Regions from separate parts of the Mus musculus genome. Here all the other regions are linked to region 4. A link is a loop called in an ENCODE intact Hi-C map of the cell type or tissue named here. Cell type or tissue: heart. All regions are shown on one strand. Each heading gives the region's core, and the rest is flanking DNA. Links, peaks and the distances in the headings are about the cores only. Region 1 holds the start of Pet117 (PET117 homolog). Region 2 holds the start of Smim26 (small integral membrane protein 26). Region 3 has its middle 39 kb from the start of Gm46768. Region 4 holds the start of Dzank1 (double zinc ribbon and ankyrin repeat domains 1).

Evidence for each region. Peaks named below come from ENCODE experiments on the same cell type or tissue, not always from the same donor. Only the 100,000 strongest peaks of a DNase experiment are listed, where the experiment ranks them.
Region 1: it touches region 4 in a loop (2.6-fold over the local background); 4 of 42 quality-filtered maps call a loop at or near these places.
Region 2: a loop joins it to region 4, with 2.4 times the contacts of the local background. A loop is called at or near these places in 3 of 42 quality-filtered maps.
Region 3: a loop joins it to region 4, with 2.7 times the contacts of the local background. A loop is called at or near these places in 3 of 42 quality-filtered maps.

The regions. Positions count from the first base shown.
Region 1 is chr2:144,365,532-144,373,007 of GRCm38, forward strand. It overlaps Pet117 (PET117 homolog), which reads left to right and starts at 3,452. Exons shown (of 2, transcript NM_001164813.1): 1 at 3,452-3,626. The coding sequence starts at 3,531. Kat14 (lysine acetyltransferase 14) reads left to right here and starts at 3,504. Exons shown (of 11, transcript NM_181417.3): 1 at 3,504-3,626. It also overlaps the pseudogene Gm11701. In heart, for the core only: no CTCF peak of the experiment used is centred there; a DNase peak (open chromatin) is centred at 3,360; H3K4me3 peaks cover 2,248 bases; H3K27ac peaks cover 2,200 bases.
Region 2 is chr2:144,590,800-144,598,275 of GRCm38, forward strand. Smim26 (small integral membrane protein 26) reads left to right here and starts at 3,266. Exons shown (of 2, transcript NM_001033297.3): 1 at 3,266-3,406; 2 at 4,249-4,567. The coding sequence starts at 3,292. The coding sequence ends at 4,457. In heart, for the core only: no CTCF peak of the experiment used is centred there; a DNase peak (open chromatin) is centred at 3,282; H3K4me3 peaks cover 1,293 bases; H3K27ac peaks cover 1,046 bases.
Region 3 is chr2:144,455,452-144,462,927 of GRCm38, forward strand. It overlaps the pseudogene Zfp133-ps. Among named protein-coding and RNA genes, the nearest start is that of Gm46768, 39 kb to the left of the region's middle. In heart, for the core only: no CTCF peak of the experiment used is centred there; a DNase peak (open chromatin) is centred at 3,840; H3K4me3 peaks cover 1,317 bases; H3K27ac peaks cover 1,084 bases; H3K27me3 peaks cover 1,012 bases.
Region 4 is chr2:144,523,970-144,531,445 of GRCm38, forward strand. Dzank1 (double zinc ribbon and ankyrin repeat domains 1) reads right to left here and starts at 3,445. Exons shown (of 21, transcript NM_172859.3): 1 at 3,311-3,445; 2 at 1,611-1,727. The coding sequence starts at 1,719. Polr3f (polymerase (RNA) III (DNA directed) polypeptide F) reads left to right here and starts at 3,776. Exons shown (of 9, transcript NM_029763.3): 1 at 3,776-3,956; 2 at 4,734-4,851. The coding sequence starts at 3,895. In heart, for the core only: no CTCF peak of the experiment used is centred there; a DNase peak (open chromatin) is centred at 3,522; H3K4me3 peaks cover 2,078 bases; H3K27ac peaks cover 955 bases; H3K27me3 peaks cover 1,393 bases.

The DNA.
Region 1 (7,476 bases), core at 812-5,811, 160 kb before region 4:
CAGTGAGGGTATATCTCACGTGATATCTCCTTTAGGAACATAGAACTTCTCCACATTGTTAAACAGGACCTGAGAGAAGTTGCCATGTTCCAGCAAGGTAGGTATGGGGCACTGGTCCATGGTGGAGTTCGGGCACAGCAGCCAGCAGCAGCAAAACAGCAGCAGGGCATGCAAAGGCGGATGGGCAAGTTTAAGGACTGAAGAGAGGCTGTCTCTTCTTATCCTTAAACTGTATCAATACTTAAAATGTGTGAGTCCTGTCACTCTGAAGTGGAGCGCCCCGATGATGTTTGGGGTACTCTCTCCTCCTTCTTTCCGGTTGGCCACAGTTGGTAAAAAGGACTCTCACTGTTGCCTATTGCTGCTTCTCCTTTGAGCGATGTGGTCCTTGGGATGAGCCTAAGGGAACCCACCAGAGATGATCACTCAGACAGTTTATAGGCAAATCAAAGTCTTTATTCCAGCCAGCTGGACCTGTTCTTGGTATTAGGGTAAGGGTTTTAAAGACAAAGACCATACATCTTGATACCTCACTTGGCAGCTGCAAGTCTGAGGTTTGCACAAGCAGGCAGTTTAACAGAAGCTAAGATAAGTTAGGTAGGGCATATGGACCTTGGGATGGTGTACTGGCTAGTTTTGTGTGTCAACTTGACACAAACTGGAGTTGTCACAGAAAAAGGAGCCTCCCTTGAGGAAATGCCTTCATGAGATCCAGCTCTAAGGCATTTTCTCAATTAGTGATCAAGCCGGGTAGGGCCTATTGTGGGTGGTGCCATCCTTGGGCTGGTAGTCCTGGGTTCTATAAGAAAGCAAAGCGAGCAAGCCAGGGGAAGCAAGCCAATAAGTAACATCCCTCCATGGTCTCTGCATCAGCTCCTGCTTCCTGACCTGCTTGAGTTCCAAGTCCTTGACTTCCTTTGGTGATGAACAGCAATGTGGAAGTATAAGCTAAATAAATCCTTTTCTTCCCAACTTGCTTCTTAGTCATGATGTTTGTGCAGGAATAGAAACCCTGACTAAGACAGATGGGTATAGAATGGAGTTGGGTAATTTTCCACAGGATTCTTCATCAAGCAGATCAAATCCTAGTTAAACCAAAGTGGCCTCAGCAAGAGTACAAGATGGAGGAGCCTCTTCTTGTCCTGTCACAAGCCTTCCTAGCACTTCAGGTGTAACTTAAATGTAAGAGTTAACTGAACATGGTAAATAATATGTGGTCATCAGTGATGCTTTCTCTGAAAGACCTTGGCATAAAAGAGGGAAAAATAAGACTTACTTAGTAGACGTTTCCAATTGCCCAGTAAACTATTTTCTTTAATTACAGTGCCCACTCCTAAAAATACACCCAAACTAGATGTTCTAGCAACTATTTTAAAGTAAATAAATAAGTTGCTTTTCAGGATCTGATGGCACACAGTCATTCAGCTACTAAGGTAAGTAATAATAATTATAAAAAACATCTTGCTTTGGTTTGTAATCATTGGCCTACACTTTAGACACAACACTTACAGCTGCCTCCTCCTCCTCCTCCTCTTGAGACATTGTTTCTGTGTGTAGTCCTGGCCATCCTGGAACTAGCTCTGTAGACGAGGCTGGCCTCGAACTCAGAGTTCTGCCTACCTCTGCTTCCCCAGGGCTGGGATTAAAGGTGTATACCACAACTGCCTAGCATAAGAGATTTTTAAAAACAAAATACATTTAAAGAAGACAAATTGGAAAATTAATCACAATAGAATGCATGGTCATTTATACTTCTGGTGTCATTCCAAGGCCATTCATAGCTGTTACACTCGCTGATTTACTGGATGAAAAGTCTGGGGTTATCATAAATAAAAAGTATTGTGGCATGATTTTTCCTTAGGGAAATATGCAAAAATAACTTGAATCTCTTCTCATTCTAAAAGTCACTGGTCCCAAACTCTATTTTCACATTCAAAGATATAACCTGGGCTGGTGAGATGGTTCAACAGGTAAGAGCACTGACTGCTCTTCCAAAGGTCCTATGTTCAAATCCCAGAAACCACATGGTGGCTCACAACCACACGAAATGAGATCTGATATCCTTTTCTGGTGTGTATAATAATAAATAAATCTTTGTGCTGGCGCAAGCAGAGGTCCTAAATTCAATTTCCAACAACCACATGAAGGTTCACAACCATCTGTACAGCTACAGTGTATTCATATACATAAAATAAATCTTTAAAAATAAATAAACCTAGATTCTTTAAAAAATAAATTAAAGTCGGGCGTGGTGTCGCATGCCTTTAATCCCAGCACTCAGGAGGCAGAGGCAGGCGGATTTCTGAGTTTGAGGCCAGCCTGGTCTACAAAGTGAGTTCCAGGACAGTCAGGGCTACACAGAGAAGCCCTGTCAAAACAAACAAACAAAGAAACAAACAAAAAACACCAAAAAAATTAATTAAAAAAAAAAAACCAAAGATATAACCAATGCAGTATGCTAACTGTTCATAATAGTATTTTCTTCATGCCGTTTGGGTTCACTTAACAGAGAACGAAAGAGCAAAGCATACTGAGACGAAGTGAATGTTGGGGAAACACTGGGAATACCTAATCAAGGCCTGAATGAGCCTTATCATTGTTGTCTATCGGTTTTCAGCAGCAGCTTTGAATGTGTACTTTCCTGGGTAAGAGTGATTTACTGATATGCCATTCTTCATTGGCATCACAAATACTTAAAAGTTCTGGGAAGCCAAGTCTCTTTTTTAATTTAAGGGGTAAGTGCAAATGACACCATCCTTAGCCTCTTGTGAACTACTCTGACACAAGGATCTTACAAGCATTCCTGAAAGGCTCCAAGGGCATCAACGACATTTTTTTTTTCTTTTGGTTTTTTGAGACAGGGTTTCTCTGTATAGCCCTGGTTGTCCTGGAACTCACTTTGTAGACCAGGCAGGACTCGAACTCAGAAATCCGCCTGCCTCTGCCTCGGGAGTGGTGGGATTAAAGGCGTGAGCCACCACGCCGGGCAACGCCATTTCTTAAGATTACAGGAGCTAAACATGTCCGGATCCTTGCCTGACCCAGTGCATTTCCCAACAGAAGTTTAGTAGGCAACAAGGTGTAGCCGAGGCTGAGGCAGGATTGCGAGTTTGAAGCTAGTTTGAGCTGCACAGCAATACCTTGTCAAAAAACCAACCACCCAGCTTTTAGACTCTAAGAAAATTTAGGGTCTGATCAGTCGCCCCATAGCGACCAGATGTCCTCCGTACATACTCCACTGGCACTCCCAACCCCACCCTCGCGACTCCAAAGCAGCCCAGCACTGCGACTTCCTGGTGAAGGCGGTCCCCAAATAGGAAAGCCAGGGCCCCAGGCAGCCACTCCCAAGAAGCAGCGAAGCGGGCCAGGGGTTACGCTCGGCGCTCGATTGCTAGAGCCTGGCGACGATAGCACTTGCAACGGCTCTGCGCTCGAGAGGTCGAGCCTGGCCCGTTGCGGCTGCGGCGGCGGCGGCGGCTGTGGCGGCGGCGGGGGCGGGCGCGGGAGCGAGTCCGCGGCCGGGAGCGGGAATGTCGAGGAGTTCGAAGGCAGTGCTGGGCCTCTCGGTGCTGCTGACGGCGGCCACGGTGGCCGGCGTGCATCTGAAGCAGCGGCAGGACCGGCAGGTCGGTGTCACGTGACCGCGTCTTCCGGGGCGCCGAGCCCGCAGCTGTCCCTGCGCGCGTGGCGGGCCGGGCGGGCTGCAAGGGCGCGTTCAGGACGCCGACTTCTCTCCCCCAGCCACGAGGCGGGAGACTGGGGCGGAAGCCTCGGGGCAGGGGTGTAGTCCAGAGTTAGAGAGTTGCTAGGGTGAGCTCGAGGCCCTGGGGGCAGCACAGCCCACAAAGCCTTACCCAGGAATTGTTAAATCCGGAGATAAAGCAGCTCACACCCAGCACACCCCCCAGTGCCTTTGGCTAAAGAAACTTGAGATTTTTGCAACTTGCATTAACAAAACATTTTGCTACTGGACTTAGGTTCTGGAAAGGATAAAAGGTAGCGAGCGCCCTTCACGTTTTCTTTTAATGGCTTTCTTTCGGAGAATAACTGGCTTATTAATCAGCGACTAACCGACTCTTCCTCATTCCAGTTTGCAACGCTGGCTAGTGCGCTGAGCACACTGAGAACACATAGTTAATTATAACCTCTCGAGATTGTTCTTTTTATAATGGTGCCACACTGTGCTGGCCAGTACTTGGTATTTGCCCTTTCAAGCAATACCTTTACAGTTATTTGGTTTGAATCGGATTTGCCATGGGCAGAAGTTACTGAAAGCCTCAAGAGTCACCAGACCATCGACCTTTGTATTCACAAACTAGGAATTGCAATGAAACTAGGCTTGCAAATTCAGAACCATTTTGAGGAGCAGGGTCGATGTGCAGTGATGGAGAAGCACACAAGGAATTAAAGATTTGGGATTAAAATATGGTTCCCCAGGGATATCTTCTGGAGTAGAAGCAAGAAACTTCCTTCTTGGGAGGAAAAGGAAAAGATGGTGGTTCTAATTAAACTTGGAAGACAGGGTGTCTGTGTCCTCCTGATGTGTTTTGGAGACAGCGTTTGCTATCAGTTTTGTTTCAAACTCTGTTCCCCTGAGAAGTTTTTACAGTATGAGCAGACCAATTAAATCAGATCTCTGGAGCATGGAGACTCAGCTGTGTTCCAAAAGGCACGCCAAAGGCTTTAATGAAACGGTTGAGAATCACAGTTAGAGAATGGAAGTGTGCAAAGATCTAGTTATTTCTTGGAAGTTAGTGACCAAGACATACTGACCAAAATAAGCTGTCCAGTAGCTATTCATTAGCGACTTACTGTAACATCGAGGAAGGTAGATGTCTTGAAAACTTCAAGGTGGCAGTAAAGGAAATAATGGCTTGTTTTCTGTCTACCCACACCAGACACAGTGTTTTTCACTTTACAGACATTGTCTTTAACTCTCAAAGGAACTTAGTAGACATCAATTACAGATGGTTCCTAACTTAAAGATGGTTAACTTGGTTTTATGTATGTGTTTGGGTGTTTTTTTTTTAAAGATTTATTTATTTATTATATGTAAGTACACTGTAGCTGTCTTCAGACACTCCAGAAGAGGGTGTCAGATCTTGTTACAGATGGTTGTGAGCCACCATGTGGTTGCTGGGATTTGAACTCAGGACCTTCGGAAGAGCAGTTAGTGCTTTTAACCACTGAGCCATCTCTCCAGCCCCGGTTAACTTGGTTTTTAGGAAAGCAGTATCGTTTGTATTTAGTGAAACTTTCTTTGAATATTGAATTTTGGTATTTTCCCAGGCTCAGGATCAATGGTAGGATTCTTTCAAAATGCCAGGCAGCAAAACAAACCTCAGACCCCAGGGAGCCCCGGAATGCTGATGTTCAGTGGTATCATGTCAGAACACCTTTATTATTTTCAGTTTATCATGAGGTTTTCCAGGTATGGTCCTATGGTAAGTTGAGGAGTGTTAATGATTCTACAGGAATCAAGGCTCCAGATGCTAGAGTTAGGTTAGTAAAGAGCTGTGTTAGTTAGGGTTTCCTATTGCTATGACAAAGCACCATGACTAAATGCACCTTGGGGTGGAAAGGGGTCAACTTCCAGCTCCATATCACAGTTCATCAATGAAAGCAATTGAGGTGATAATCTGGAAGTAGGAACTGAAGCAGAGGCTGTGAAAGAGCTGCTCACTGGCGGCTTATGTTAAGACAAAGTCTTTCTGTGTTGTCTTGGCTGGCTCAGAGCTCAGAGAGATCTGCCTGCTACTACCTCCTAAATTCTAGAACTAATGTACCACCATGCTGGACCTGAGCCCTCACTCTTACATTTCCCAACTCCACTGGTGTAGCAAATGTAGCTGTAGGCCTGGGAGAGGCTCAGTAAGAACTAGGTGAGTATTTATTTATTTATCTATTTATTTATTTATTTTGAGTAGACTTTATTGTAAAAACACAAACCCCTTGCAAATAAATAAAAACATCACACATCAAAATTAATGAGACTCAAAGTCTGTACAACTCAGTGAACTGCACAGTAAACGTTCACATGTGCTTTATTTATTTTTATTGTTTTATATTTAAGAGGGTTTGCATGCATGTGCGAGCACTCATGCATATCTGGTGCCTGTGGAGGTTAGACAAGGTCATCACATCCCTTTGGTCCAGAGTTACAGCCACTTGTGAGCCTCTGTGGAAACTGAAGTTATGTCATGCAAGAATGAGCACTTCTCTCCTGAGCCCTACCTCCAGCCCTTCTGTATGGTTAGGAGAGGTAGGTGTTCATTCAGAACGGAAGCTCTGGAGCTCCACTTTCAGTACTGAATTCGCTTTTATACACTTACCCACCACCAACCCCAAAAAACCCATGACAGATTTAGACCCAGAAAAACAATCAGCTTATATTCCCTTTCATAGTTTGTATCCATTCTCGTCCAGTCCTTCCTCATCTCCTTATATATAGCTTTTCTTGTTCTCTTTTCTTCATGATATGCTGTACCCACATGCACCTTCATTTCTGTATTTACAAATAACATTGCTTAGATTCTGCATATGAGAGAGAACTGCAGTTTCTTTCTGAGAGTGTGTGACCTTGTTCAATATTATATATTCTAATTCTATTCATTTTTCTACAGATTTTTAAACTTTATTTTTCTTTAAAGCTGCATGGTAATCTATCGTGTGTGTGTGTGTGTGTTTGTGTGTGTGTGTATACACACACTAAATTTTCATTATCCATTCATCTGTTGGTGGCCAATTAGGTTGATTCAGGTTCTTTGTTAGGCCAGCCTTTAAAAATAGAGATAGGTGGGAAGCAGAGATAGATCTCTGTGAGTTTGAGGCCAGCCTGGTCTATATCATGAGAGCTAGGACAGTCAGTATTACATAGAAAGATGCTGTCTCCAAAAAAGAAAGAAAAAAGGATATAGAAACTGGAGAGATGGCACTAGTTGCTCCTGCAGAGGAACTGGGGTCTATTCCCAGCACCCATGTGGTGAGTCACAGCTCTCTGTAACTCCAGTTCCAAGGTATGGGTCACCCTCTTCTGGTTTCTACAAACACTGTACCTGCATAACTTGTCAACAGAATACCCACACACATAAAATAGAATTTAAAGAATAAAAATAATCTCATGAAGTTTCCGTTAAAAATGTACTTTTGTGAGCTACAGATTAAACAGTATTTGCAATAGTAACCAAGTGGATCGTTTAAAGTCATGTTAGGCACCAGGGTCACATTCAGAGATTCTGCTTCTAGTGTTTTCAAGGTAGACATCAGCGAGGAACTTATTTTTTAACAGTAGTAGTCCTTTTTTTTTTTTTTTTTTCTTTTCTAATCTAATTGATTGGGAATTTCCTATTTCTGCCTTTACCTGATAGAAGTCCTGTAGTTTCTCACATTCTTACTGCTCCTTTTTTCTTGATATTCCTTTAATCTTTCTGTGTTCAGGGATTTCTTAAAATGTGATAAGTCACTCAAGTATTAACA
Region 2 (7,476 bases), core at 904-5,903, 67 kb after region 4:
GAGAGAGAGAGAAGGAGGGAGGGAGGGAGGGAGAGAGAGAGAGAGAGAGAGAGAGAGAGAGAGAGAGAGAGAGAGAGAGAGCAAGAGCACATTCATGTTCAAGGAGGTTGGGGGTCAACATGCTGAGCGTGGTTCTCCTATGTTGTGGGTCCCAGGAATCAAACTCAGGCCTGAGTCTTGGCATGTGTCTTTACCTACTCAGCAGTCACACTAGCCCCAAAGGGAAGGAAAGGAGTCCTAAGTTGAGCCTGAAAGAGAATTATGAATTGGATGTAGAGACATACCTTATAGAGGACTGTAAGGAGATTGGAACTAATATGTCCTCATTGGACCTCTCTCTCAGATACAAATTAACAGAAGAAAGCATATGGTGTTCTCTCTGTCTTGGCCAGGCATTCTCTCAGGAAGATGAGGTGCAGCAGACAGTGGCTATACAGTCTCACCCCTGGGTTCCAGTGGGGGTGCAGAGTTGAATGCTTGCTAAGTGGGCACCCCTGAATCTAGTGTACCTCATGAAGACTCTGAGCTGTGTTTGAAATCAAGGCATGGCTCTCATTTATCTCAGGCAGGGGCTGAAGTTGTCAGTTCTGGGGGTGGGGGGTGGGTGGGGAACAAACTAGGGCTTGAGTGGCAGGAAGGATGGGAGAGAAAAGTGAGTCTTAAACCAGAACAGGGTGTTCAGTGAAATAACAGATGAGGAGGGCTCAGTATTTTGGGGAGAATAGTTTTGCAATCATCGACTTAATTAGAGGAAGAGAAAGTTTGTTTCTTGTGTGTAGCATTCATAAGTTCAATACTGTACGGAACTTGGGGGATACATACACACTAGAGGTACCGAGCAAGCCGACAGTCTGGATTTGTATACAACAGAGACTAGAGAGACTAAAATCAAACAGTTGATGAGAATGGGAAGAGAGGCAAGTGCGAAATAATACAATTATAATTCTGCTCCTTAGAGCTTCGTTGAGATAGACTTTTACATAAAATATCTTCACCCAGTTAAGTGTACAATTCAGTCAGTTTTGCTAGATGAAACCTATGTGTTGGCCATAGACCACTGGCAGCCTTCTCCCTGTATATATCCATTGACTTTTAGGGCTTCTGTCTTGTTTGTTTTCCATTTACCCTAATCCATCTGAGATTCCTACATAGTGCCAACTGGTATACTACTTTTTAATCTGATGTTTCCTCAGATTTTTGAGTGGTTTCTCCTTTTGTTGCTGTGAATAAAATGTATCTGAACACTGTACACAGGGCTCATAGACAACAGCTTTTCATTTCTCTTGAGGAAGTAACTAGGAGTGGAGTAGAATGGAATAGATTGTAAGATTGTTATATGTTTAACCTTAGGGGCTGGAGAGAGCTCAGAGGTCAAGAGCACTTGGTATTCTTCAAGAGAACCTTGGGTTCAGAACCCAGCACCCATGTCAGAATACTCCTAACCACCTGTAAGTCCAGCTCCAGTAGTGTCTGATGCCCTTTTCTGGTCTCCACATGCACCCGCATATATGTAGCATACAGTCTCACACATACATATAAAAAAGAAAAATCTTGAAAAAGAAAAACTGCCAGCTTTTAAAGAGGCTCTAACATATGCTCTTACCAGTAAGTTCCGATGGCTCAACTGGGCTGGGAGGATGGCTCAGTAGATACAGTGTTTGATCTACAAATAGGAAGACCTGAGTTCTGATCCCCAGCATCCTCATGAAAAGCCAGGCACAGAGGTGAGCACCTGTAGCCCCAGTCCTGGGGAGTGGGCCCCTGGAGCTGGCCGGTCCCCAGTCTAGCTGAGTCAGCGAGCTACAGGTGAGCGGTCTTGTCACAAAATTCGGTGGAGTGTGAGTAAGGAAGATGGCTGATGTCAACCTCTGACTTTAAAATTTTCCATTTTCCTCAACTGGGAGTTTTAGGTCCAGTTATCAGCTTCCCTTCTGTGGTTTCTCATACCCAAAGAAATCTTTGCCTATTCCAGGTTGGCAAGGATTTTTAGGTGTGCATGTGGTTGCTTTTAGGTTTATAACTTGAGCTTTTATATTTAAACACACAGTCCCTTTTGAGTTAAATGTTATACAGGTATATATTTCTGTAGGGTAAACACAAATGTAAAAGGAAAGATAACAGAGAAAATGTTTTGAACCCACCAGAGAAGCATGCAGGGTCAGTAGCGTCAGTTGCTTTAGAAGTCAAGTTCGAGGAAGGCTGAAATAGCCAAAGTAGGTTACCCGGCCCTCTCTGGGGAAACACCTCAGGCTTGCTCGCAGATTGTCTAGTTTACTGGTGTGCAGACAAATTATTCTTGGAAGAAGTGTATGAATAGGACAAGCGGTTGGACCTGGCAAGATGGCTCCGTGGGTAAGAGAACTGACTGCTCTTCTGAAGGTCCTTGAGTTCAAATCCCAGCAACCACGTGGTGGCTCACAACCACTGGTAATGAGATCTGACGCCCTCTTCTGGTGCATCAGAAGACAGCTACAGTGTACTTATAAATAAATCTTTGGGCCGGAGCAAGCGGCCGACTGGAGTGAGCAGAGGTCCTAACATTCAATTCCCAACAACCACATGAAGGCTCACAACCATCTGTACAGCTACAGTGTATTCACACACATAAAGTAAATAAATAAACAAATCTTTTTTTTTTTTTAAGACAAGCGGTCGATGGAATCTAAGGCTTTTATTTTTATTTTTTAAAGATGTGTGCACCTATTTATTTATTTTTGGTTTTCCAAGACAGGGTTTCTCTGTATAGCCCTGGCTGTCCTGGAACTCACTTTGTAAACCAGGCTGGCCTCGAACTCAGAAATCCACCTGCCTCTGCCTCCGGAGTGCTGGGATTAAAGGCGTGCGCCACCACGCCCGGCTTGCACCTTTTTATGAGGAAGAATAAAAGCCAATAGGGTGATAAGACAGAATGGTGGGCGACAGGGTGTAATTGGGAAAGGACCAAGGAAGCCTCAAAGAATTGAACCTAGAGTTCCAGAAAAGTATATAGGAAAGAAGCGAGTTGCAAACACCATTTCAAATACTGTCTGACAAATGGAGGGCAGGTATTACACCTTTGCAAGTGAGGAATTTTCAAGTCACCATCTGCTCCCCAGCATATAGTACACAGTGCAGTTGTCAGCTGCCAGCTGAGCGCCTAACCTATGGTCTCCTTGATGAAAATCTTCGTCCTTGCCGGGATTAACTATGGACTACGAGTCCCAAAATGCATCGCGGCCGGAGTAGGACGTAGCTTAGGACCTATTGGTTGTTGCAGACATCTGGAAGGACTTCCTCCTCTCCTATGGAGCCATGCGAGCTGAAAAGGCCTCTCTCTGGTACCGGCGAATGTCCCTTGTCTACGCACTTGGCGCCTGGTCCCTGCTGGGCTCGGCGTTTTTCCTTTCACGGAAACAGAAAGTATCAGGTAGGGTTTCCTGGCAAGACAGTCCTTGCAGCCGCCGCTTCCCGCCCATTGCCCCTGGTCACCGAAGCGACTTTCTGTACTTGAACTCCGGGGTACTAAGCAAAACTGCTGCAAGCGGGTACTTAGATAATTTGCGGTGATGGACTCTGCAAAGAGCAAGACTCCAGGAGCTAATAAGTATTATCATCTGAACCTTATTTATTGATTGACTAAGTCTGTCCACATGTTCAGCTAGAATTTGTGAATTCACCCGTGTCGTGCTAGGTGGATTCTAGAGCCTCGGACAGTAGTCCGGGTGCTGCTCATTTCCTTGAAACTGTCGCATGCGGCGAGCAAGCAGTTTCAGGTCTTAACAGCAACCAAGGAGTATTAAAATTATCCCAGTTGTTGCGTGAAACTCCCTGAACTTTCAAATAACATGCTGGAAATCAAAGGTACTGGAAAGTCAGTTGGTGTAATCGCTTGAGACCAGAGTGATAGAGAGGATGGAAGGTGACTCTGAGTGGCTGAAAGTCCCTCTAAAATCGGTTGCGGTGCTGGTTGCCCAAGCCGAATAGACTAAACACCATTGAGTTGTACCTTGTAATAGGAGTTTGAATGTATGTTAGGTATATGTCAATAAAGCCATGGTGTTAAAAACTGCTGGAAATTCTTGGACATGAAGGTGGTTTGAAAGTTCACACGGTCATCATGGTTGTTCTTTTTCTCTCTGCCTTTTCTTTTTGGAGAAAGATAACAACAATAGACATCTGATGGCATAATCATACTTTGGTTTATTATGTCCAAGGCTTTAAGGACTGATGTCTAAGTTAATAATTTCAGGTTCTTTTCTTTTCTTTAAGACTGTGAAGAAGGTCAAGAGGATGGCTCAAGGAATGAAACACCTTTTTCTACAAGTGAAGACTCTGATTTAGAAACGGAAACGGTCGAGCTTGGTGGAGGGTTTTATGTGAAATCATTTTTAAAGTATTCAGAAAATTCTGTCCCAGCCACTCAAAGGTTCCTGACCTATCTGAAGTCATGGACTGGTGGGCCTGGCCCGCAAGCGTGAACAGCTGCTGAATTCTGCAAACAAGGACTTGGCTCAGTATTTGATAGATGCCTTGATTTCCATTTCATGTATTTAATTTAATTTAATAAAATATAAGCATTAATAATGTGCAACCAGTGTCTTCTTGAAGGTACTGAACACATAATTCAAGAGGTAGTCTTCTCTGTCCACATGGCTGAAAAGCTGATAGAAAGCACACACGGATGCATGTGTGTATGTTGCATGTGTGAATGGAGGTCAGAGGACAGTTTCCAGGAGTCTCCTTCCACCGTGTGGATCAAACTCAAGTCATCAGGCACTTGCTGAACCATCTCACAGGCTCTGAAATTTCAGTTCTTAAAAATCTACTTAGGGTCTGGAGAACTAGCTCAGCAGTTAAGAGGACTTGCTGCTCTTCCAGAGGACCAGAGTTCAGCTCTCAGCACCGTCATCTTGCACAGTCATAGACTGGTATCTGATGCCTTTGGCCCTCGTGGGCACCTGCACTCCAGTGCATGTTTCTGTTCGAAGATGTACACACCTGAATGTCATTAAAAACAATATAAGCAAATCTTAAGAAAAAAAAAAAAGTATGTGCACACGTTTGTACCTGAGGGCAGGAGCATGCCACACATGAGTGTGGAGGTCAGAGGCCAACTTTAAATGTTCATCCTAGTCTTAAACTTTCTACTTTGTTTGAAAGAGGATCTCTCTTTGCTGCTGTGCTGTGTTCCCCAGGCTAGTTGTACTGCAAGCTTTCAGGAGATTCTCTTGGCCTCTGTTTTAGGAATGCTGGGGTTAATACATGCCTCTGCATCAGGGTTTTTATGTTGGACCCAAACTCGTGTTGTCAAACATCAAGCACAGTGACTTACGGAATGATTTCTCTGGCCCTGATAATGAAAATTACATTCAGCTTCTGTAAGTTAAATTTCTGGCATATAGCTTATGTAACTTAATTTTCATGCTACTATTAGATAGTACTTTAGTTGTCCCAGTAAGGTTAGATTGAGTACAGTCTCATGGGGCATTCAAAGCAGCCCTCCACCAGACACCCGTGAGTACTGGATAACATAATAACTTCTTATTATGGAATTAGACTATTAGAACTTAGAAGTTAGATAGACTTGGCCTGTTCTTTGGGACTTTTGCCTGAACGAGTATGTCCGTGCTTGCCATGATTAACTGGTGTCCAAAGAGATCAGAAGAGGTTGTCAAATCCTCTGGAACTGGAATCACAGCTAGTGAGCTGCCATGTGGGTGCTGGGAATTGAACCTCGGAACCACTGAGCCAGCCGTCTCTCTACCCTTATGTAATGTTTTTGTTTGTTTGTTTGTTTTTGTTTTGTTTTTTGGTGTCTTTGAGATAGAGTCTTTTTCTATGTAGCCCTGGCTGTCCTGGAACTCTATGTGTATTTAGATCAGGCTGGCTTCAAAAAGCTCTGCTTCTCTTCTAAGTGCTGGAATTAAAGGCACGTGCCACCATACCCACACTCTTGAGTAGTGGGTTTCCCCCCCCCCTGGTTTTTCGAGACAGGGTTTCTCTGTGTAGCCCTGGCTGTCCTGGAACTCACTCTGTAGACCAGGCTGGCCTCGAACTCAGAAATTCGCCTGCCTCTGCCTCCCAAGTGCTGGGATTAAAGGCGTGGGCCACCACGCCCAGCTGAGTAGTGGTTTTCACTCATAGATATTTGAGACACTGCAAGGCATAGGGGTGGATGGTAGGATAAGAATCCCAACGGTTGAGATATTTTTTTCCCAGGCCAAGAGCCAGTTGATACTAATTGAATATATTTATATTAGAACAGTGTGGTAGGCATCGAGCTGAATGAGCAAGAATCAGCCTAAGACAGGAAGGGAAGCATGGGAGAGGTGGGTGAGCTGAGGGGGCCTCTAGTAGAATGCTCTCTGAGTGTAAACAGAGCACTGGTTAAGTCCTCAGCACTCAGGAAACCAGCAGCAGGTACCTTACAAAACATCTCCCATCTTTAGAGATTTTACAGACACGGAAGGGCGAGAGCTAAGGGAGTGGGGCGTCTGGCAGGACAGAGCAGGACAGAAGTCTAGGATAAACTGCTAGACTTCTACTCTCATGGGGCAATAGAATACTGTAAGAGCATAAGGGGCTGGAAAGATGGCTCAATGGTTAAGAGCACTGTCTGCTCTTCTAGAGGACCTGGGTTCAATTCCCAGCACCCACATGGGGGCTCACAACAATCTCTAACTTCAGTCTGGGGGTGTCTGATTTCCTTTTCTGGTAGAAACTACTTAGAGCAAACTAATTTTTTTTTCTTTTTTAATTAGGAAGAACCAAATTAATAATATTGTAGATCAGTTATTTAGAGAAAGGTCTTTAATCAAATATGAATCATTTGTAATGAAACCACAATTATAAACAGTGCTTTGCTGGATCAGTGGGCTCATACCAACTCAAAGGGAGTTATTGTTATCCTACTAATAACTTTCTCCCTTTTCTTTTTTTCCTGGCCAGGATGTACCAAAGTTCATGCATAATACAGTCTTCTCCCATTTTATTTATTTTGTGTGCACGTCTGTGAACATGCATTTGCATGTGATATAGGGTGCATGTGGAGCTCAGAGGACATTTAGTGATGTCAGGGAGAGGTCTGGGGATCAAACTCAGGTCATTAAAGGCAGCAAGTGCCTTTTCTTTTTCTTTTTTAAAAAAAGATTTATTTATTTATTATATGTGAGCACACTTCAGCAGTCTTCAGACACACCAGAAGAGGGCGTTGGATCCCATTACAAATGGTTGTGAGCTACCATGTGGTTGCTGGGAATTGAACTCAGGACCTCTGGAAGAGCAGCCAGTGCTCTTAACTACTGAGCCATCACTCCAGCCCCCAGGGAGTGCCTTTACCCATTGAGCCAGACTTTTTTCCCTGGATGTGAAAAACTGACTACTTGATAGAATGTTCCTGATTTAGGTTTTTTAAACAATTAGATGCAGAGTCTCCTGCAGTGCAGTTTGCATTTCGATTGTACAGTTCCACCCTTGAACTGATGCTCCTGCCTCTCT
Region 3 (7,476 bases), core at 1,232-6,231, 68 kb before region 4:
ATCGAACCCTATATATTATTGTAAAAATTAACCAACCTCGTGACATACTTTTGAAGCAAACCATGCACTAGCAAAAAGAGCTCGTGAGACCACTTGGGAAAGGTGAGGCTGGAAGGTGAGCTCGGGGCTTAGGTAAAGTTTCTGTAAGTCCTACCTAACCTATTTATGCCTGTGTATTTATTTCTGTTATTTTCCCCCCAACTTGGGTTAAGGACTTTCATAAAAATTGTTTCCCATTAATAGAACCATTTAATGCAGTGAATTTGATATCAGAATTATGGCCTTTGTGAAAAGTATTCTTATGCTCTTATTATAAAGCAAAAGCTACTAGGACTTAAGAAAGGGTTGTGTTCACCTCACACAGAGCTGAAAAGGATTTCTGGAATGTTCGTGTTGTTCTATAAACCAGGAGACTGTTTTCATTAAGAATTGAAACCTGGCACTCTGGATCCATAGAATGGCTATGAGATTAGTTACAGAGGACTCTGTTTGGAGGTGAGAAAAAAATTTACTGAATTAGATCCCGCAAAACTCTGGCTTCCAGGGACTGTTCAGAGTTCCTGACTCTTAACAGATATAGCAGAAGGGGACACATTTGCTTAATTATTTGACAAGCAAGGACTGCTGTGACTGAAATAAGGGCCACTTGCTGTCCTTTCTTTGGGTTTTTCCTGAACAACAGTTTGAGCACGTACCAGCCAGCCAGCCTTCATTTCATGCTCCCTGTGGGTTCATTGTGCTTCTCACAGGAATTCTACACTTCTGTTGCTCATTCCAATCTTCTTTTGATGAAGAATCATTTGGGGTTTCAACTAATGAGTTGTTGCTGTTGTCGTGTGTGTTGTTAACAGCAGCAATTGGGAACAACGAGGAAAATAACAAAATGTATGTAGAGAATTCTGCAACTTCCTAGTCAACCAAACCAAGTCATGTAAAAGAAAATCCAACAGTTGAGTTTATGCTTCTGTGAGAACCTAATGGCTTGCTCTTGAACTAACTATTCAGAGGCAGTTATCCAAGTACAACAGGAAGTAACGACCTACATACACAGCCACTGCTCAGCCTATAAATGTCTTAATAGAATCCCTTTGTCCAGCAACTTGGCAGCCTGGGTCTCAAGAGCTTTTCTGTTCCAATTGCATGTGCCATGATTGCCACGTTTAGAGACATTGTTTCAAATGTATCCTGTGGAGATTCAGGGTACAGCTAATTGGCTAAGCATGGACATTTGTGGAAGGAATCTCTGTGTTCAGTCTATCACAAACAAAGCAAAACCTGTATCCTACTAAATTCATGCATTCAACACTAAGAAAGAAAGAAGGGCATAGAACCATGGAAACAGATACCCAGCCCCTGGGAAGTCTCCACTTCCATGGGCATCGACAGGAGATAATTAAATTATTTGATATCTCACCAAAAAGTGTAGGCACACTAAACCAATAATGGCAAAGCCCATTTCTCAGGGAAAAACTCCATCCTCTCTCCCAGGATGACATTGTGCCACGATTGTATTTGACATGGATACATCAAGTCAGAAGGGGTCAAAACAGAGTAAATTTCATACATCCTAAAAATGTATCTTATATAAATATAGCATAGCATATAATAAAGTGTGTCTCAGATATCAATAAGGCAAAGCACACTTCTGAGGCATGTGCAAGCAATTCCACCAGCATAAGGACACGCCAGCACAAGGACACGGACTGGTTGGGTATAAAGACTATAAATATGTCTACAATTTAGCACAATTATGTTAAAAGGTTTTACAAGAAGATAGAATACTGATAGCTGAAACATTCATGATGTATGTCCAAGCAGACATCAGTATGAATCACACACCATTACCATTTTTCAACCACTGACCCAGCTCCCTGCTTCTGCAGCCATGGTGTGCCTTCACACCACGATGATTCTAACCCTCTGGAGCCACAAACCAAAGCAGCTCGTTCTTCCTGAAGTTGCTGTTGGTCATGTTATTTTTTTTTATAACAGCAACAGAAAAGTAACGGTTATACCAGGCTTCGACTCTACTGTTTAAGCTGTATCTTTACCCACCCCACCCCTCAACTAACTTGATTTTTTGGTGAATCATGGCAATTGTAGCTATCTTTTTCTTTTGTAGAATACTCTACTGAAAGTACCCAGGGAAAGAATAACAAACCATTTAAGCCTAAATCATTTCAAGTTTCATATTCATCTATGGCCTTATTGATTCTCACAAACTATCTGTTATATAAGGACTTGTCTGAGCATCAAGATCATGAGAAGAATAAACAAAAATGTTGTGATTTAAAGCAGTGTCTGAGAAAGTAACCTGCCTCCATCTTAGGCTTGCAAGCCATCTGATAGGAAAAACTAACTAGGGTCATTCCTATTTATGACTAGATTTCTGTTTCTCAGAGTTGGGGCTATGCCCTGCTGGTAACCTGAACTTCAAGTGGTTCTGTACTGCCTGTTGTAGGAATCAGCAAAGATGCCTTTGTCTCAGCAGGTTGCTATGACCACCTGTTGTATGACGGGTTTGTCATGAATACCTTGTTATGACCACCATGCAACCATGTCTTTGCTTCAGAAGGTTGTTGTGACCAACTTTTTCTGCTTCTGTAACCCTGCCTACTTGCCTACAGGAAGTCCCCTATTCCTGAGCTATAAAAACCTTTATCTTTCTTATCTCCAATGCTGATCTTTTGAACCCTACTTTTATGGAAATACAGCCCATGTTCCTGAATTTAAAAAAAAGCTTGCATTAATTATTTTATTTTATTTTTTATTTTTTGCTTTGGCCATGATGATTTGTGTCAGTGGTCTTTCTCCTCAAATCTGTGGGATTATCATGTCCAGTTAGTTACAGACGGTTGTGAACTGGTGCTGGGATTCCAACTGAGGTCATCTGTTAGAGCAGCCAGTTCTCCAACATTATTCTTCCATACAGTTCCTTTCTGAGCAAGCACCCACAGCCTTCATGGTTTCTCAGTGAAATCCAGAGGCACGGTCATGAACTCAGTGAGAACCGCTATGCTGTGCACAGCTCTGCTCAATCTGATCCTGCACTTGTCCACAGCTCAGGATGACTGAGCTGGCTGTGCACCGCAGCTACTCATGGCTGATGCGGGAAGATCACGGCCAGCCTGAGGAGTACAGGGGATGACCACAAAAAAGCCCAGGTTTCTCTGGGGTGATGTGGCCATGTTGGCCCAATCTTAGGGTCTCAGTTTATTCTTCCCTGAGCTTTGGAGAGGAGTCAGTCAAGCTGGGACACACTCATCAACGTTTTTCAAAGCATCCAAAGACTTAGAGACTACAAGAATCCCAGGATGAAAAATTCCTGGGTTTGACAGCCCTTCAGTGTTAAGGTGCTTTTGGGCAACTTAGCGGTTCAAAAGAAAAAAGTAAAAGGAGAGCTGTGCCTGTAACTCATTCTCGGAGCTTTTGCCTAAAATATATATTGTACTGGCTTCAAACCCTTGCAGGCTCCCAGCCCAAGGCCCTGAAAATCCCCCAAAGTGCTGTTCATCCATTTAGTAACCAAGAAGCATCTATGGGTCGCCACTTCCGCCGGCCAGTGTGTTTGTGTTTGGAGGAGGAAAGGGGTGTCATTTGGCACCGGATGCGGAAATCTCTGCAGGGGTCACGGGGAGTGCAGCTCCTCGGGCAGTGGCAGGAGAGTTTATGTTTTAAATGTGTTTTATGAACGCGATTTTAGGAAGGAGAGGGCATCCAGATGCCGCAGCAACCACTCTCCATTTAAGCAAAGCAGGCGTCCCAGAAAGGGACTGATCAGAGGTCAACGGGAGCTACACGCCTTTCGAGCACAACTGGTGTCGCGGGGCATGCTGGGAAGCATGTTTCTTGTGCCTGGAGCCCTCTGGGTAGTGTAGTCCTGGTGCCTGCTGGGCACAGGGGTGGGAGGTGCTCCCCAGCTGGAGGCTGGAGCATCCCTTGTCCTTTGGTGAGTGCTACTGGAAGCTGGAAGTTGAGGGAACGCAGGTGCGGGTGTGTTTTCTTGTGAGATGGACACGCATCTCTGAGGGCGTTGTGTTAGCTTCAGCTGCGAACCCCAGGGATAGATGGATGCAAGGCTCGACCCTTCTGTGTTAGGGTTCTTGTGGGTGGGGACAGGTTCAGGATTGGTTGAAATCCCAGCATTGGTAGAGATCGCTCATAATATAAGTCCCCATGTAGGTGAGGCTTGAGTGAGGAAACTTTTAAGGTTTGATACTTACTAGGTGGCGGGGTGGGACTGCCTCTGGATTTTTGGGTGGTTTGGGGAGCTGATGGTCTTCGGGTACTACCACCCCCCAACTTTGCTGAGGTGTCCAGGTGTCTATATTGGCCTGATTTTAGGTACTCAGTTTAGTGCCCCCTTCTCCCAAGTTAGAGCCTTGGAGAGGAGGCAGTCAAACTAGGGCCCATTCCTCAAGGTGTTTTGTTTTGTTTTGTTTTTTGAAACCTGGTTTCTTTGTGTAGCCCCGACTCTCCTGAAATTTGCTCTGTAACAAGGCTGACCTTGAACTCAGAGATCCACCTGCTTCTGTCTCCCAAGTCCTGGGAGTAAAAGATGTGTGCCACCACCTCCCATGCTCAAGGTTTTCAAAGCATCCAAAGACTTAGGTGACTACAAGAAGTCTAGGATTTTAAATGGAATTTTAATGTCTTATTTTGGAGAAGTTCCAAACAGCCAGAAAGATAGGAAAATCCAAAGATCTACCACCCAGATTCAAGTTTGTCGCCATGTGACTAATCATGATTCATCTTAAAGCGGACACACTGGGAGTCCTTACAACCCCAAGGACTCTGGTCTTCACAGCCATGTTTTCCCAAGCTGTCACTTCATAGTTTTGTCACCTCAGCAGGGACCTGATCTCATTGTGTCTCTAGTCTCATGTGTAAAATGACAGTAGTATCTACTTTGAGTTGTTGGAAGAGTAGAATAAAACGTGCCTGCCAGGAACAGTCTCTAGAATGTTCTAAGAGTCCAGGAAGTATTGACTCTCATCACTACTGGCAGAGTGGACCATCTTACATCTCCCAGCACCTTTGGGCTCCTGACAGCCCAGTTTCAGGTGCCCTTCCCTTTTACGCCCTGAACCAGGAATATGTTTCCTTTGCTCTCTTTGGACATCTTGTATTTCATGGTGTCCCGATGCAGGTCAGAGCCCTAGCTGGTTCCTCTAGGACAGTTTTTGCAGGGTCTATTCAGGCAGGCTATACCTCCACTAATTTCCTGTGTTCTACCTCAGCCCTCATTTATCCTGCTCAGTCCCAGGGGTCATCAGGAGCCAGCCTCTGTCCATCCTCATTTACAGTTTGTCCTGCTGGAATAGTTTTAAGGAATTTTCAGTTACTTTCCTGGCACATAACTTCAGTAGACATCACACACACACAATTTTATTTTAAAAGACACACAACTTTAATGTGTACAATTTCGTCGTTACACCCAGCAACATGAGTAACTTGTTAATATGTTTTAATATTTAATCCATATGGACTCCTCCTCAGTTGTTTAAAGAAATCTGCTTTTCGCTGCTTTTCTCTCCAGCCATAACATCTGTGATTAAAGGCAGGTGAGAGAAGTACCTGGAATTCTGTGTGCTGGCTTTCTCTTTCTGCGTCCCTCCTCCTGTTTCCCTGAGCCTTGCTGTTCCATGCTTAACAACTCTAACTTCGATCTGCTGATGCAAGCTGGCTCTCCGCATTTGCCTTGCTTCCGTGGTCTTTGCAGACTCACTTTGCACTTGGTTGGCTGTGGCACTCTCTATTCCTACATGTGCTCTCTTAAATCGGTGAGTTAGAATCCTATCTTCTGTCCGTCTCTTGCCACTCTCACACTGTAGCAGGGGTCTTTCATGTCTACACACCAGGATACTTCCTTGTCAAGGATCTGACTTGATCCTGCTCTTCTCCGTATTTCTCTGGATAGTTCCCCTCCTGTGCTAATTCTTCAAAGGGGAGCAGGGCCCTGGCAACGCCCTTTTAGGTTCAGACGTAAGTCCTTGAGGTCATCCTTGATTCTTCCTTGTTTTTTACAAGCTGTCTATGGCAGCCGAGTCTGAAATCGAATGACCTGTAACCCCTGCTGCTTCCTCTGTGGTCTGTGTCACCATTGTCCGGGAATGATCATTGCTATCTCTTGTCCTCTTCTTTTATTCTCTTATGTTCCCCCCTCCCCTGATAGAAACCACAAGGATCTTTTCAGCCATAAATCAAATTATGGCATCCATTTACAAAACCCTTCCCCGTGGCTTCCCATCCTAATGAAAGTTAAAACGAGTATTGTATAAGGCTGGGTCTCCCTGCACCACATTTACATTTGGGCTTCATCTCTGTTGCTCCATCCTGACACTTGGCATCAGCTGCATCTGTTGTTCTTTACCTTGCCAGCCTGACTGTCTTGCATCAGGGTCTTTGTCCTGGCTCTCCTCTCGTCTGAGATGCTTACTCCTCACATCCTTCAGATTCTGTGACCTTATAGAGGTCTCTCTAATCACCCTAGTTAAAATTCCAGAGCCCCAGCCATGCTACTACTTTCCTTCAGTGCTTATTCATGTCTGTTAAAACGAAAATGTTTTTGTTAAAATGTTTTCTTCATTTATTCAGCTGTAGTCATTTAAGTATTACCAAGATGATATTCTCAATATCTTTGATGCTTTCGTGGGTTCACTTGAAGACTGGGGCCAGCAAGGACCCCTGGTCTCACCCTCTCCATATAGTATGTAGTACTTGACCATAACCCCAACCCCTGCTTCTGGAGAGTAGTTGGGACTTCATAGATGGTATCTTAGGATTCCCAAGAGTGAAAGCTGTCTAGCATTCTTCGGATGTAAGCTTGCCATACAGTGTTACTTGCACCACATTTATTAGTTAAGACAAAGGTAACCCCAAACCAATGTTTAAAGCTGCAATGATTTGAACAGCAGAAAACAAAATGATAATGTCATATTGTAACCCCAAAGATAAGGTAAGGACCCATCTGGACATAAATAAATAATTGAAGTCAATAAACAGGAAGATGGGACAGCTGTTCCTACAGAATTCTAATTAATGAATTTCTGATGGAAAAGGAAAGGAGAACATGTCATTTTGTAAATATCGTAATAATAACGGGTGTGGGTAGGCTTCGTGGATGTATGGTTAAATAGGTGAGTGGAGGTTTGAGGAGACACAGGTCACTGGTATAGTCTCCACAGATCCCTCAGCAGGGTGAATGATAGTGCTATTCACACCAGTGTGAATATAGTGTGAATGATAGTGCTATTCACACCAGTGTGAATATAGTGTGAATGATAGTGCTATTCACACCAGTGTGAATATAGTGTGAATGATAGTGCTATTCACACCAGTGTGAATATAGTGTGAATGATAGTGCTATTCACACAAGTGAACGCAGACCTGCACAAGTTACTGCTCTTCCTGCTTTGCAGATACATTCTGAGGAGCATGGTGGACCATGCTGTCTTTTTTGGAGGAGTCACTGTA
Region 4 (7,476 bases), core at 1,144-6,143:
TTTGCACATCCATTTGTTATTTTCTTTCTTTCTTTTAATTTTTATTGGTTAATTTTGCAGCAGTGGGGATTGAATCTAGGGCTCTAGTTACACTCACAACTCTCTGCTGCTAAACTCCCTTCCTTCATCTCTCCTTCCCTCTCCTCCCTCATATGTGTGTGTGTGTGTGTGTGTGTGTCAATAAGTCTAAGTCTTTTAATAAAAATAATTGTTCATAGGTCTTATCTATAAAAGGTCTTTAGACTGACATTTACATTGATTTACATTGCTTATATGCATATACACATATAAGCAGATTTAATATTAAGTGCTACCTACTACTTTGTTTCTGTAGTAGTTAAGATTTATTTTATTTAACATTATTATAAGCTAATAGACACGATGTTGAATCAAATTCTCTCCTTTTATCTCCATAAGTACACATTTTTGCCTCTATTTCGAGTACCCCAAAGGGTCTCATTAGGCAGCACAGATTGGCTCAGATTCACAGTTCTGTCTTGGCCTCCCCAATGTTGGCTTTAGGGGCATGTTCCACATAACCACCTCTTCTGCCCATTGGCTTATTATTCTCTTTAGTACTGCACTGTGGGAACTCTTTATTTGACATTTAAATATTAGAGAATATAGAAACCCCTATCATTCATATAATCACATTTCAATAATAGCCCTACTTCTCCTAAGAGTTATAAGTTCATATGCTTAAGTTATTAAACACACTAGCCTTTCAGATAAAAGAGAACATGCTATAATATATAGCTTATTCTTCAAAAATCTTTGATTAAGGAGCCCAGAAGTAGCTCTACAAATGCTGATAAATAATTTTTATATATTTAAAACTATCAAAATTAAATAGATACATATATAATTGGAATCTAAACATCACAATACAAATATTTTTATATATCTTATTTATGAAAATTCTTTAGATTGATTATATATAAGCATATAACAGATTTAATAGTTAAGTTTTTTATGAGCTAAATCTTGCATGCCTCAGATATAATACCCACTCAATATGGCAATGGATATATAACAGTATACAGTCACTCATTTAATCCTCCAAGCGGCTACAGGTGGTAGGTATGGTTGCCCATCTTAGCATGAGGGCACTGACACTCAGAAATATTAACTAAGGTGCCCAGGGCCAGCAAGGTTGTCAAACTGAAATTCAATATCTAACTGTTCATAATGGAAGATCTGTATTTGCAGGTCAAATGTATTATTTCAGAAAAATAATAAGCATCCTGAGAAAGGTTGGGAACACAACTGGATATCTAACCTTGACTCAGGTGAATCAAGAGGGTGTTGCCACTACCAACCTGTTTGTCTCCTGGCTGAAACAGGAGGATTGCTGCAAATTCATGTTCAGCTGGGCTATATATTGATTTCAAGGCTGATCTTGGCTACTACATAAGAGCGTGTCTCATGAAAAACAAACACATACATACCACTCTACAAACCATCAAAGAACAACATTTTCAACATGTGGAAGATTTGCCAACGTCTAAAGCCCCAATATAGAAAACATACAAAGAGATCCGTCAGTAACACATGAACACAGACTATGGCAATGTTATTTCTAAATAATTCAAAATACATGGCTTTCCTACCGGATTTCATTTCCAAAAGAGTATTGGTATCAATTTCATGGTTAGCTTTTCCAGGTTGAGGCACTCGCAGTGGTATGATCTGAGGGGCACACACTGAGCCAGCAGTCATGTTTTCTCCTTATAGAAAAAAAATAGATTAAAAATTTCCATCATGAACCTATGCCTAAACACGAAAACAACAGAGTGCTACTTATTTTAAATGCATTGAAGCCAGAAGAGCATTAAATTAATATGCCACCTACAGATAACGCCCAGTTTAATTAATGAAATTATTACACGTTGGCTGTATGCTTGCTCTTGACGTCTGCTGTTGGATATTCACCTAAACACTTTACATCTAATAAAGACAAACAGATGAATTCGCTAGGAGGCTGGAGCTGCTTTAAAAGGGCAGGTCCACGGATGAGGCAGAGCAGAATCCACCTCTAACGCTCTGAGCTCAGTTCCCTCGAGATCATTCACTCTTCACTGCCTTCAGCCAGTGCGCGCGCACATGCACACACACACACACACTCACTCTCCTGACTTCAAGGCAACTCATTACATAAGGGGAGCAGGTAACTCTGCACGTAGCATGAATTACTTAGAGCCAAATCTTAAAAGAGGTTCTAACCCCCCACAGTCTCACCTTTGCAAACCACTGCAGTGTATTGTATTTTGGAAAATATACTGCAAAGACTGCAGAGCATCAGCTCTCAATAGAAAGGAAGTTGACATGGATATAAACCCACAACCATCATTTCCTATTAGCTCTGCTATTTTGTAAATAACTAGCAGGGCAGAAACCTTATGGGTCTTTTCTTTGAGGTGGGGAGGAGTCCTCTTAATCCAGTATTTGCAACTTGCACTGTAGCTTCAACGATTGTGGCTACATTATTATTCAATTATAATGTACATATTCATCTCACTTTTATAATCAACATTTTGCATCCTCATTTCGCCCCCCGCTCCCCCGAGACAGGGTTTCTCCGTGTAACAGCCCTAGCTGTTATGGAGCTCTACCTGTAGACCAAGCTGGCCTCCAACTCACAGAGATCCACCTGCTTCTGACTCCCAAGTGCTGGGATTAAAGGAATGAGACACCATGCCTGGCTTACAATTTTTCATGTAACAATTTGTTGTTCAGTGGTGAGGTCATTTTTTTTTAAATGGTAGTTGGAATTCTGATCATGTTGCTGTGAACATGTTTGCGTTTTGACATATCTTGTTCTGGAAAGCGAGATAATTAGAATTAAAAGACGAATTTAATGCCTTTTTGGATTCTTCCAGATTGAGGACCAAGAATAAAAACTACAGGTATCTGACCCTTCAGAAATGACGCTGGATGTAGAGGGATTCGCCTACCTTCACATTTCCCTTCGAGTGAGAGTCAGCTAAAATAAAGATAGCTGAAAACTAGATTCTAAATAAACACCGTTGGTTCGAGACTGAAGTGCTCACGGTTAGCTATTAGCTGCTCTTGGAAACCTGGGGTGGTCACTGGACCTCACAGGAAGGAGACAGAGATGGCTGATTCGCTAGGTCCACACCGCAGCCTGGTGTCAGTGTCATGCCACCAGCATCTCCCAACATCCTGCACCTGAACCATCTCCTCGCTGCCCAAACCAGGACCCAGACCCTGCGTCATGCCCTCGGCCTCGCGAGGCAGTCAGAGATGCCTAATTCCCTCCCAACCCAGTGAGAGATGCCCTTCTCCTCACCCTTCTCCAGCCTCAAGGACAGAGATTAAGGACCCCCGACGCAGCACCGCCGCCGCCAACCCGTTGTCAGGTTTCTCACGGTCTCACCACAGCTCCTCCGCTGCAGCTTGCGTTTCCACAGACGCTGCGAACCGCGCCCCGCCCATCGGGAGCCGAGCAGATGATTGGCAGGGAAATCGACATCCTAGCAACCAGCCCCGCCCTTGTCTCTGGCTGCAGCCTCCGTCTGGTACCCGCCTCCAGATCCTTCTGCGACACTTTCTTGTAGGTGTCCAAGAATATGCCTTCTCGGCGGCTGGAAGAGGCTGAAGGGTGCGTACTGGAGCCAGAGGCTCTTGTCCGACAAGCACTGAAATTTGAGACAACGGAAGGGAGTCGCTGTGGCGACCCTGCCGAGCAAGGCGGAGCAGGCACAGCACGGGCGCCCCAAGCCGATCCGATGAAGAAGGCCCAGCGCGACCGGATGAAGAAGGTCCCTCGCCTCTCTCTCAAGCCTCGGTCCCCGGCGCGCGCCTCCACCGGTTCCCGAGACTTCCAGCGCGCTCCGAGGGGCCACTTTTCCTCTAGTCTCGAAAACTGCCCTCATGGCGGAGGTGAAGGTCAAGGTGCAGCCGCCGGACGCGGATCCGGTGGAGATAGAAAACAGGTACTGCAATAAAGCTAGGCTCCCGACGCTAAGCGAGCAGTCAGCTGGGTAGCGGGACCCCCTTCTCTCTCAGTCCCGCGGGGAGAGGCTGGGGTAGACTGGTCGAGCACGCGGGAGCGGGGTTGCCGGGTGTCTGGGCGACCCCCCCGCCCCGATTAGGGAGAGTAGAACTCTTCAGAAGCTCTAGAGCAGCGGGACAGCTTGAAACGTTGTGGAACTGGGTTCTCCGGGATTCTATTAGAGCACTTGGAACGTGACAGCAGCCAGGGCCAGAAGAGAGACCTGCATTTTCCCTGTAGTTCTTGGACATGTGTTCGAATCCAGGATTGCCCGGTTGCCAAGGGAAGTTCTATAAGAGAACGTTGGGGCCAAATGAGGGTTCAGTTTGTGATTACAAAGGACCATTGAGCCAAGTAGGTTCAGTGAGTGCCTTAACTCCCGTAGTGCACATGTGTTTCTAGGTTATAATGTATTTAAAAGACGACTTTCTCAACATTATTATTGTGGATAATAAGTTTATTACACCTCCAAACAAATTAATCCCTCCAGTTTGTTTGGAGGGGATAATTCTCAAGACTCCAGTTATGGTGAATCACTATGCTGCCCCCCACCCCCACCCCCGAATATTCTATTTGCTTTCTGCCCACAGACCTTGGAGTCACTTTGCTGTACTTATTCCCATTGACAACATTGAGCTTTTTAGCTTGACTATCGTGTATCTTCCTTATTTGCCTTTAAAAGCAAGCAAACATAAACCATTTATACCGTTGTTCCTAGAATTATAGAATTATGCCACCAGTTCCCTCATGGAATCACAGATCAAGTAATTCAGAACGAAATGCCTCACATTGAAGCCCAGCAGCGGGCAGTGGCCATCAATAGACTGTTATCCATGGTAAGGTGAAGTCAACCAATTCATGTAATTTGTTGTATATTCTGGTTTTCATTGCTTCCTGTCATATCGTTGTGATGGCTAACCTTATGTGTCAGCTTGGCTGGGCTCTGAGATCCTAGATATCTGCCTGTTTGCTGTTTCTGGGATGTTCTAGAATGTGGTATTTGAACTGATGTGCTGACTGTAGGCAGTGAATGGGCACCATCCAATTTAGTATCAGCCTAAGCCAAAGACATGGAGGACACAGGAACTTGCCCCAGCCCACTCTGAGCCCCAGGGCCAGCCTTCTGCCTTCACCACTCTGTCCTTAGACTTTCGGATCCCATCTATACCATTGACTTCCCATCACCGAGGTTAATGCATCCGGTCTGTGCCATTGATCTGTGCCGCTGGCCTTCTCTAGTCTCCAGCTTGCAGGAGACGTACAAGAATTCTCCCCCCACCTTAATTACACGGAGCAATAATCGCATAATAAGCCTCCTTTCTAGTAAGCCAATATACTAATTGTAAGGCCAAAATTTGTGGCTTGATTCCAAACCAAGGAAAGGATCAGAATGTCTGAATAGGAAGAAAAAAATACTCATCTGCCTGCCATTTGACAAGATGAGGGAACTGCATGCAATTCTGTTATAACTAATTGTTATTAGCTTCAGTGACACAAAAAGACACGTGGGTGTGGTCTGTTCTCAACTTGTTATACTTCCTCCTGCTAGCTTCTAGCCATTCCCTATAAAATATTTCCACTGTGAGTTTTTTGTGAGTTATCAATAGCCTATTGATTGGGGATCACAGGGTCACTCTGAGCTTGTCAAGAGCAGGAAGAAGTCCCACTGAGGGTCTTTAGGATAAAGCACAGCCTCAGCTTCAGAGACAGTGCAGTAGAGTTTCATTGAAGCCCAAGAGCCTAGAGCCCAAATGCCTCTCTTGCAGCATTTGAAAAATGTCCTACCACATACTTTAAATCCCCTATGTCGCTCTTCTTTCACAAACCATTATATGCCTTTTTCCCAAGGACTCTTTAGTTTGGTTTTATTAGTTAGTCTTACACTAGGCCTCTTCTGAATTACTGTGTTTTTGTTTGTTTGTTTGTTTTGTTTTTTAAACTTCTAGCCTTGTGTTATACTTCAAGGCTCTAGATGCAGAGATTATAGGGATAGTCGAATCTTTTATTACACCTTTGTCTTTACCTTCGTGGCTCAGAATTGGCAAACTTCTCTATGAAGTAGTAAATAAAATAACTTTTGTGGCCCATCTAGTTTCTGTCACAACTGTATCATTTGTCATTTTAACAAGAAGCAGTCATGAGCCATGAACAATGAAGCATAAATAGATAGATGTGGCTTTTTTTCTGACGAAATTTTATTAATAAAAAAGCAAACAGTGGGCCAGTGACTTATCTTTTCACCCAAAGAAGAGAAGTTGGATTTCTGGGCTTCCTTTTTCTGTGTAGAAACACTCCTTGCTATTCTTCAGGACTCAGCTCTGCTGCTATCTCCAGGAAGAGACCTGGCGCCCCCAGGTTGGGCCACAGTCCCTTTTCTGAGTGTGCATGCACCTTGTTTCTCGCTTAGTGCCAGCCAGCCAGTGCTGTCGTCACCTGTGCTTCCCCTTGAGAGTTTGGAGTGGAGCTCAGAGGTAGAATATTCACTTAGCTCACACGGTATGCTCAGCCCCCTGTTCTGTAATTCGACAACAGATTGTCCATTTAAACAGCTATCCTGGACTGGAGGGATGGCTCAGTGGTTAAGAGCACTTGCTGCTTGGGTTCAATTCCAGTCAGGGTGGCTCACATCTGGAATTCCAATTCTGACTCTGGACTGGCCTCCCCATGCACCTGCTCTTGTAGACATACAATTAAAAATAAAAATAATTAGAAAAAAAAAAAAAACCAAACCAAAACAAACAGCTATCCTAAAATGGTGCAGTACAGGTGTTTAGTGAGTGGCCAGAATAGCCTGAATAAAGGACAGATGGGGACCTCTGAATTGAATTTTGTGATCCCATGTTGCCGTTTCATGAAGAAGGGAGGGCACTGCAGTTTATCCAGTAAGTAAACCTATTTTACATTCTTAATATGCAGTAGGGCCCCCTCTTGGTTATAGTTATATATAACTTCTGCAAGTTCAGTGGTACATGCATCTGGATTCTCAGGATGCCCAGGTCCAAGGAGGTTCAAAAGCACGATAGAACATGATTTATCTTATTTTGCTTCATTATAAAAAATACCACTACAGGAGACCTTTTGTTCACTGGTTAACCTTTTTGCCTAATTCTCCATTCACAATTAAATTGTACATGTTAGTAAATGTCATTAATAACTATAGTTTAACTTAGTATACTGTTGAATATTCATGTTTATACTTTATCTGGACTAAATTTTTATCAGTACAAATTCTATTTTAATTGTATCTATCCATATTTTATATAATTGGGACTTATTTAGAATCAATATGGATATATATATATTATCCTAAAACAACTTTTTAAAAATGATTTCTTTTTATTTATTGTGTGTGAGTGTTTTGCATGCATGTATTGTCCCTGCACTGCATGCATGCCTGGTACCCACAAAGACCACAAGAGGACACTGATCTCCTGGAACTGAAGTTAGACTGTTGATAGCTG